Linked DNA regions of Homo sapiens: region 1 is linked to region 2. Evidence: chromatin contacts called from ENCODE Hi-C or POLR2A ChIA-PET data. All regions are on one chromosome and are shown on one strand. Each heading gives the region's core, a stretch centred on a gene start or an enhancer-like site at or near the end of the contact. The rest is flanking DNA. Distances are from core to core; before and after follow the strand shown.

What was found. A loop is a pair of places that touch in the nucleus more often than their neighbours do. ChIA-PET counts read pairs that join two places held with the same protein, here RNA polymerase II (POLR2A). Pooled maps may share reads with other maps.
Region 1: a pooled map of heart right ventricle shows a loop between it and region 2 (2.4-fold over the local background). The contact joins two enhancer-like sites. A Hi-C loop is called at or near these places in 4 of 50 pooled maps. POLR2A ChIA-PET finds 5 or more read pairs at or near these places in 2 of 52 experiments (Panc1 and activated T-cell).

Annotation. Positions count from the first base shown.
Region 1 is chr15:92,081,083-92,084,854 of GRCh38, forward strand. The region is part of intron 2 of SLCO3A1 (solute carrier organic anion transporter family member 3A1); the gene reads left to right. Among named protein-coding and RNA genes, the nearest start is that of SLCO3A1, 230 kb to the left of the region's middle. RefSeq lists an enhancer at 1,265-1,314. Within about 2 kb of position 1,334, at least 3 of the 41 ENCODE cell types and tissues checked have a DNase peak (open chromatin) inside an H3K27ac peak, as active enhancers do.
Region 2 is chr15:91,780,454-91,784,244 of GRCh38, forward strand. No RefSeq gene overlaps it. Among named protein-coding and RNA genes, the nearest start is that of SLCO3A1, 71 kb to the right of the region's middle. Within about 2 kb of position 1,991, at least 2 of the 41 ENCODE cell types and tissues checked have a DNase peak (open chromatin) inside an H3K27ac peak, as active enhancers do.

The DNA.
Region 1 (3,772 bases), core at 84-2,583, 300 kb after region 2:
CTTTGTGTTACCGACATTCCAGTGATACTCTTTCAGTTATTTTTAAATGTAAAATAAATTACTGTTGACTGTAGTCACCCTGTTGCAATATCAGATACTAGAGTTTATTCATCCTGTCTATATTTTTGCACCCATTAACCATCCCCACCTCCCCTGCCCCCTTCCCAGCCTCTGGTAACCATCATTCTACTCTTTACCTCCCAAATGCATTTTGGGTACCAGCTATTTCTTTGGTCAGTGCTGGTACCACTAGTGGTGCTTTTTTTTTTCTTTTTCTCCTTTTTTTGAGACAGAGTCTCGCTCTATTGCCCAGGCTGGAGCGCAGTGTTGTGATCTCGGCTCACTGGTGCGATCTTGGCTCACTGCAACCTCCACCTCACAGATTCAGGCAATTCTCCCTGCTTCAGCCTGCCTAGTAGCTGGGATTACAGGTGCCCACCACCATGCCTGGCTTTTATATTTTTAGTAGAGATAAGGTTTTCACCATGTTGGCCAGGCTGGTCCCGAACTCCTGACCTCAGGCGATCTGCCCACCTCGGCCTCCCAAAGTCCTGGGATTACAGGTGTGAGCCACTGCACCCAGCCCACTGATGGTGCTTTTTAATGAGAAAGTCTGGTCAAGGGCAGCAAGGGCAGAGGCTGGTTCTAGTCCAGGATTCTCAACCTGTCTGCAGGTAGAATCACCTGGGGACTTTGGGAAAAGCCCATTGCCTAGTGTGTCTTCCAGACCAGCTTCATCACAATCTCCAGGAGTGAGACCTAGGGATTGGTGTTTTCTTTTTACAAGTTTCTGAGGTGAATCCAATGTGCAGCCCAGTTTGAGCCCCATTGATGTATCTGATCTAAGAGGTCAACAGGTGCAGTAATGTGGGGAGGGGCACATATGCTCTGGCTCTGTCATGTACTGTGTGGATTTGGTAACATTAGTGTTTGGTTTTGTTTGTAAACTTTGTGATGGAGATAATTCTATTACACAGTGTCTAACACCTAATTTGTGCTCAATAAATGGTCACCTCCTCACCGTCTCCTTCCCTGTTCACCTCCTCCTCAGACATAAGCAAGGTCAGTTATGTAATGCTGGCAGGCTGTTGGCAGCAGGCACCAGATAAATGTGTATTGCAGGTTTCCTGCTGTTTATGGATCATGTTTTATTCATGCACATATGATGCAGAATGCTCCCTCTGAGGGGAGAACTTTGAGCCTGCAGATTTAAGATGTGGCAATACATTTATATAAATTGAGGAGACGAAGGCAAGTGGGTGATGAGAAACGCAAAGCCCTGACGGAGGGTTTCACAGGCATTTAGGAAGTGGAGGCCAAGGATGTTCAAGCAGCCTGGAATTGCTCTTTTTCCTAGGTCAGCACTGCCCTCTAGTGGGGCAGAGTCACAGCCAACCCGCGTTTCCTCCTCACTCCTCCCACTTGCGAGAACCATCTAGGGTTAAAATTACTCCAAGTCCAGCCAAAGAAACAGCCTAGGGAGACCAGCCATGCACGCCCCCATTCTTGGACTCATTGTTCCTGAAACACAAAGATAATTCTAGAAAGCTTCTATTCATGCCAGATATCAGAAGATTTGCATGCATTACATATAATTCTCACTGTTCTACAAGACTGATAACCCTTCTTCCCAGACTCAGAGTTGGGAAGTGAATCTTCCAGAAATTGAGAAATGTAACCAGGATTCCAGCCTGGTAGGAATCAGCCTTGGCTGATTCTCACGCCTTCACCACTGTGCCGTGATACCTGCTCTTTCTCTAGGAACTAGGTCCCGGAGTCCTGAGTTAAAATCCACTTCCACCATGTACAAGCTGTGTGACCTTGGTGCAGCTGACTGATCTCTCTGCGCTTCTGTATTCTCATCTACAAAAAGAGTCTCATAAACTCACCTTATCAAGGCATAGTGAGAATGATTGACCTTGAATAAATCAGAAGGGGCAGAGAAAGAGCTGAAGAAAATGACTGCCTCTGGATGGTAGGAAAACTGTGTTTTCCCCCTGCTGAATGCATTACTTTTATAATCAGACGAAATGATCACTTTCCTTGTAAAGAGGTAGAAGCCGTCACCCGTGTGTACCAGCCCTGCGAGATATTATAGGAGAGACCGTTTTCTTGTTTCCTCGAAGTTGAGTCAAGCAAATCTCAAGATTCCTCTAAAGAAAACCTCAGGCTTCCCCCAAAGGGATCTCTCATTTTGTCAAGTACAGAACCCTCAGCTCTGCCCTTCTGCTGCCCAGCTAGCTTGGTGCTGTCTCTGTCACTGCTAAGAAGTCAGGACTGACTGTCATGTGAGATCTCACTGTCCTCAGGTGCCCTCCCTTCCCACGTTCAGGAAGGGATCTGAGCAGAGGTTTGAGTGCAGGGCAGCGTGACTCCTGGGTACAGTAGGTTCTCCCTTCACCACTCTCCCAAGGACAGCTGAGAAGTGCCTGGTCCTTGCAGTTCCGTTCTATCAGCACCTGAAATTCTATTGCAATAGATAATTGTATTCTTCAGAAGTATGTTCTTCAGAGAATCGTATTTGTCTCTAAGCTTTCTGTCATTAGGAGAACTGTGTTGGGATTTATTAAAAATTACTCATAAGAAATAAGCCTTGTGCATAGAAACAGACGAGAAGGGAAGATCTAAATGCATGTCAGTGTTTCTGGGTGGTGAGAGATGGTGATTTGTGCTGTCATCTTTGTAATAATGATTGCTAAAATTTATTGAGCACTTACTGTATGCCAGGCGCTGTGGAAAGCCCTTGTGAGGCACTAATCACCCAAACCTCAAAACAATCCTGCGAGGTGGGTACTGTTAACCTCACTCACAGGTGAGAGTATGGAGGGCCAGAGTAGGTAAGTACCTTTGTCAAGGTCACACAGCCAGTGACTGCAGACCCTGGCCATGCAGCTCTAGGGTCTGTGTTCTTGGCCACTGTGTTATTCTGCCTCTCTACGCTTGGTTTATCCTCAGTCATCCTTAATGAGCATGTGCTGCTTTTAAAATGAAGAAAAGGGGTTTTGTTTGTAAATTAACTTACATGGTTCCAGGAATGATAAACGCATATGAAGAAAGACAGTACAAATATAATAATGCCTAAAGGGAAATATGAGAACGATGCTAATCCTTTACATGATCCTGTATTTTCCACATTCTCTAAAAAAAGCAGAGTTTACCTAAGTGATTTAAAACGTCATAAAAAAAGAAAATCCTGCTGTTAGAGGCACCAGTAAGAAGAACAAATAACAGCTGATGGTTTTTGAGAATGTCTGTGTTCCAGGAATTGATCAGAAGCATTCTGTGCACTACGTATTTGACCCTCAATAACCCCTTAGGAGGTAGGGATTGTTGTCATCCCATTTTACAGAGGAGGAAACTGAGGCCGAGGGAGCATTTGTACCATGCTCACAGACACACCAGTACAGCAGAGCCTTGACACCGATCCTCCCTCAAGGTCAGTAGTACCTCTCTGTCCTTTTCCACCCCAGGAGACCTTGAGGGTCAGAAACACGAATGGGTGCATCTAATTGCAAAGTGAGTAGGGGAGCTGATAGCAGTCCCTGGGTTTCTGGATGGCCTGTTTGGCTTTGCTCTCAGGGGCATAAAGAGTTTATGCCAGCAGGTAGCAGATGCCTGCAGCTCCTCGGGCAGCCTGTGCTCCTCTCACCCAGCCCCACAGGCTGTTCAACGCAGGAGCCATGCCCCATGCTACACTTTGACAAAGAGAAAAATAAAGGTTCACATGGAAGGGTCAACATTTTTCTCAAACAATGCAGCATGCACCACCATA
Region 2 (3,791 bases), core at 741-3,240:
GGTTGAAACTTTGTCTGCTACTTTCTGGCTGGCTGACCCCAGGCAAATTTCTTAAACATCCTGTATTCTTAAACAAACAGTTTTCCCAGAAGTAAAATAGGGAACTAAATAAGATAAACTGTAAAAGGCTGCATCAGAGCACTGCTCAGTTGATGTTAGTTCCTGTATTAGTTATCTATGGCTGTACAACCAATTAGCCCAAACACAGCAGCTTATAACAGTATGCATTAGTTATCTCACACTTCTGGTAAATCAGGAATCTGGGTGCAACATTGCTGGATCTTCTGGCTTAGGATCCCACAGGCTACAACCAAGGTGTCGACGAGGGCGAGTCATCTTAAGACCTGACTGGGGAAGGATCTGCTTCCAAACTCACTCACGTGGTTGTTAACAGGATTCAAGCTCCTTGTGGGCTGTTGGAATGGGGGCCTCAGTTCCCCAGTGGCTGATGGATGGAGGCTGTCCTGTGTTCCTTGCCACGTGGGCCTCTGCAGCATGGCAGTGGGCTTCATTAAAGTAAGCAAACTAAGAATGCAAAACACACACAGAGAGAGAGAGAGAGAGAGAAAGATGGAAGTCATGATCTTTTATAATCTAGGCTCAGAAGTGACATCCTCTCCCTTTTGCCATATGCTACTCATTAGAAGCAGGGAGGTCTGGCCCGCACTCATGGGGAGGGAACTACACAAGGATATGAGGCCCAGAAGGCAGGGTGCACTGGGGGCCTCGCTTCAAGGCTGCATACCACCGTTCCTTTACTTTCCCATTTTGACTCATCCTCACCAAAAGGACACTGCCATGCATTGCTCTTCATTCAACTTATTTTATTTTCAGTGATTTTATAATGCCTATGCATATCATTTAATATTTCTGTAACTTTTCATTCAAATATTTACCTAGAAAGTATGAAGTATTCCCTTATGTGTACCTCTACAGCTTCTTTCCTTTGAGAATTTCTGATACCTTAAGATCAGTGATATAATAATTCTGCTACAGCCTCCTTTCTTCTCAGCTGCGATCCAGCTAATGAGCCACTGGGGGACCAAGGCTCAAGATCAGTCATGTATCCACTCCTTTCTGGCCCAGTGACCCCTCACACAGCATGTCTTTGGGCCTGAAGGTCATTCTATCTGTCCACAAACACAGAATAAGCCACCATCTAGAAACTGCCCTTAATTCACAATGCCATTCTCCCTTTGCTGCCTAGGAAGATGAGCTGTGCTGAGTTTCCCTTGCCCAACCCAGGAAGACCGAAGACAGGCTCTCAGTTCTGTGTCTGCCTATGTCTGTCTCCAGACCAGGAGGGCATAGTCTTCTCTTTCCTCTTGTGTTCTCACACAGTGCCATCAGTCAGGGCCCTGCACAGCTCTGCTGAGACACCCCCGTGGCCATACTTGTCCCAATCTCCAACACATGACAGTATAAATTCATGATCACCCAGAGCATCATAAACACAGCTCCATCTCAGGAAACTCAGAATGCCAAAGCCTCCTTCTTCTTGTCTCTTTTGTGCAGCTTTGCCCTCTATCAAAACTTTTGGACCTTCAGAGTGCTTGATGAGCAAATGAGAAATTGCTTAGATTGGTGTCACTTCATCACTTGCTGCTTGCCTGGCCCCACTCTGCCTCTCTCTATGTGTTCCCTGTCCACTGTTCTCTGTTGTCAGCCTCACAGCACCCAGAAGGAGCTATGGGCAGTATCAATGGTTGTCTCCTAGCTCCCTTAGGGTGATTGATACCTCTCCACTTTTGCTCAAGTTATCCTCAGTATCTCTGATGCTCTTCTTATCTGACGAGCTCTTCTTCTTCCTTTGGAACTCAGCCAGATGCCAGTTTCAGGAAACTAGGTCCTAATTATAAGCTTCAGAGTGGCCCTCGTGTGACAGAATATAGTGCCACCATATGACTTACTATATTCTATTGAAATGTGTTATTTGCACACTTACCTCCACGTGGGACTTTTGCCAAGATGGGCCCAATGCCAACGTTATTGCCTCATGGTTACTGGCATTATCTTATATCAACTACCCTAAAAACCTAGGCATTGTTTTTATTCTCACTTTGCACATAAGGAAACCAAGGTTAAGTAGCTTGCTGGAGGTCACGAGGTTAAGAAGTAGCAGAAGGAAGTTTCAAATCCAATCTATCAGACCGCAAAGTTCATGCACTAAACCATTAGGCTACACTGCCTAGTTCTTCTCCCCTCTTCCTCTCAGCCCTCAGCCCTCTGCCCTCTTCCCCACCCTCTTAGTAAGGGGGCCCAGCACTAAGTTGGCGCGTAATCAATGTTTGTCTAATACAATGGAGTTGGGCCCCGTTTTTTACAGATAAGAAAATTACATTCCTATTGCCTTCATCAGAGCCAGGAAAATGAGCAGGACTTTTTATATGTCGGGGTTTTAAATAGATTTATTTCATGTTTTCCTAAGTGACTGAATAATCATCATTCTCATCAATACACACAGGCACAATACAACCTGCAGATGAAAAGACCGTATACTTACAAAGGTAGTTTGTTGTTGAAATGTAAACATCTTGTGCTTACATGCCTCTAGATTCAGCTATGAAACACCTCAACCAGTCTAAGATGCATTCTTAAAAATGAGGGGGAAAGAATATTAACTACACTTGCAAAATGTACGGTAATTTGTAAGGTGGCTTTTAACTGTTGCTGAGTCAAGGCTGTTCATCTGCCATTCCTCACTGTCCCTTTAAATACCACTCTCTGTCACTTCGGTGAAAGGAGAATGATGTATATTTCTAATTATAACCAACCAGGCACTTCCACACTCTGTTTGGTTCCCTGCAGGTTACACTATTTGCCAATATCTATTTAATTGTAGCAATAACAGGAAAAACTCCCAAATCCAACCAGCTAGAAATTCTCTGGCTCTCTTCCACTTTAGTGGAATCAAATTTTTGCACTTGCGGTCATCTTTATATATGAGAGGAGAGTGAGGCTGGGAGAAACTTGGTGTTAAAAATAAAGCAAAGTTACAGACTCTCACTCTCTAGAGCTCATGGAAGATTCTGGCTTTTTATTATTAATGATTAGCATTGACACCATCCCCCAACCTCAAGAGCATGCTGAGGATCTTCAGGGAACTCCAGCTTGATCTGGGCAGCTGCCAGGGTTGACATCTATCTGAAGATTCTGTTCTCCTCCTGCCCATCATGTCAAGGTACCATGCAGGGTGAGTCAAAGTGAGTAGCATTGTGTGTCCACCCCCTGAGGCCTGCCTCCCACCCTGAAACCTTTGCCACCTCTCCCATAGCCACCACCTTCCTCTTTCCCATGCCTAAGGCTGCCTTGGCCCCTAAATACCCCCACCTGCCCCAACATTCACCATTGAGGGATGGGGGTTACCAATCAGCTACATCACTAAATTAAATACTGACAATATGCTACCAATAGGAGAACACCTTCTAGTTAGAAAATTCAGCTTTTCTTGATAATGCCCCTGCTTGTGAATCTAGCACAAAAGTCTCTCTAGGGACAGAATTCTAGAATGGTTAAGAATGTATTTTTAGGCAGATGGAAGCTTTTTAGAAAATCTTGGATTTGACTGCATCATAAATGGTGCAGGGATGAGCAAGCAAAGGGGAGGGGAACATGGGCTGTGCACTTTCCATGCCAAGCACTGTGCCAGAGTCTAAATTCAGAATATATCATTTCATTGCTACTCTCACCCTTTGGGTAGATATGAAGATCTATGTTCTTTTTTTTTTTTTTTTTTTTTTTTTTTTTTTGAGATGGAGTCTGGCTCTGTCGCCCAGGCTGGAGTGCAGTGG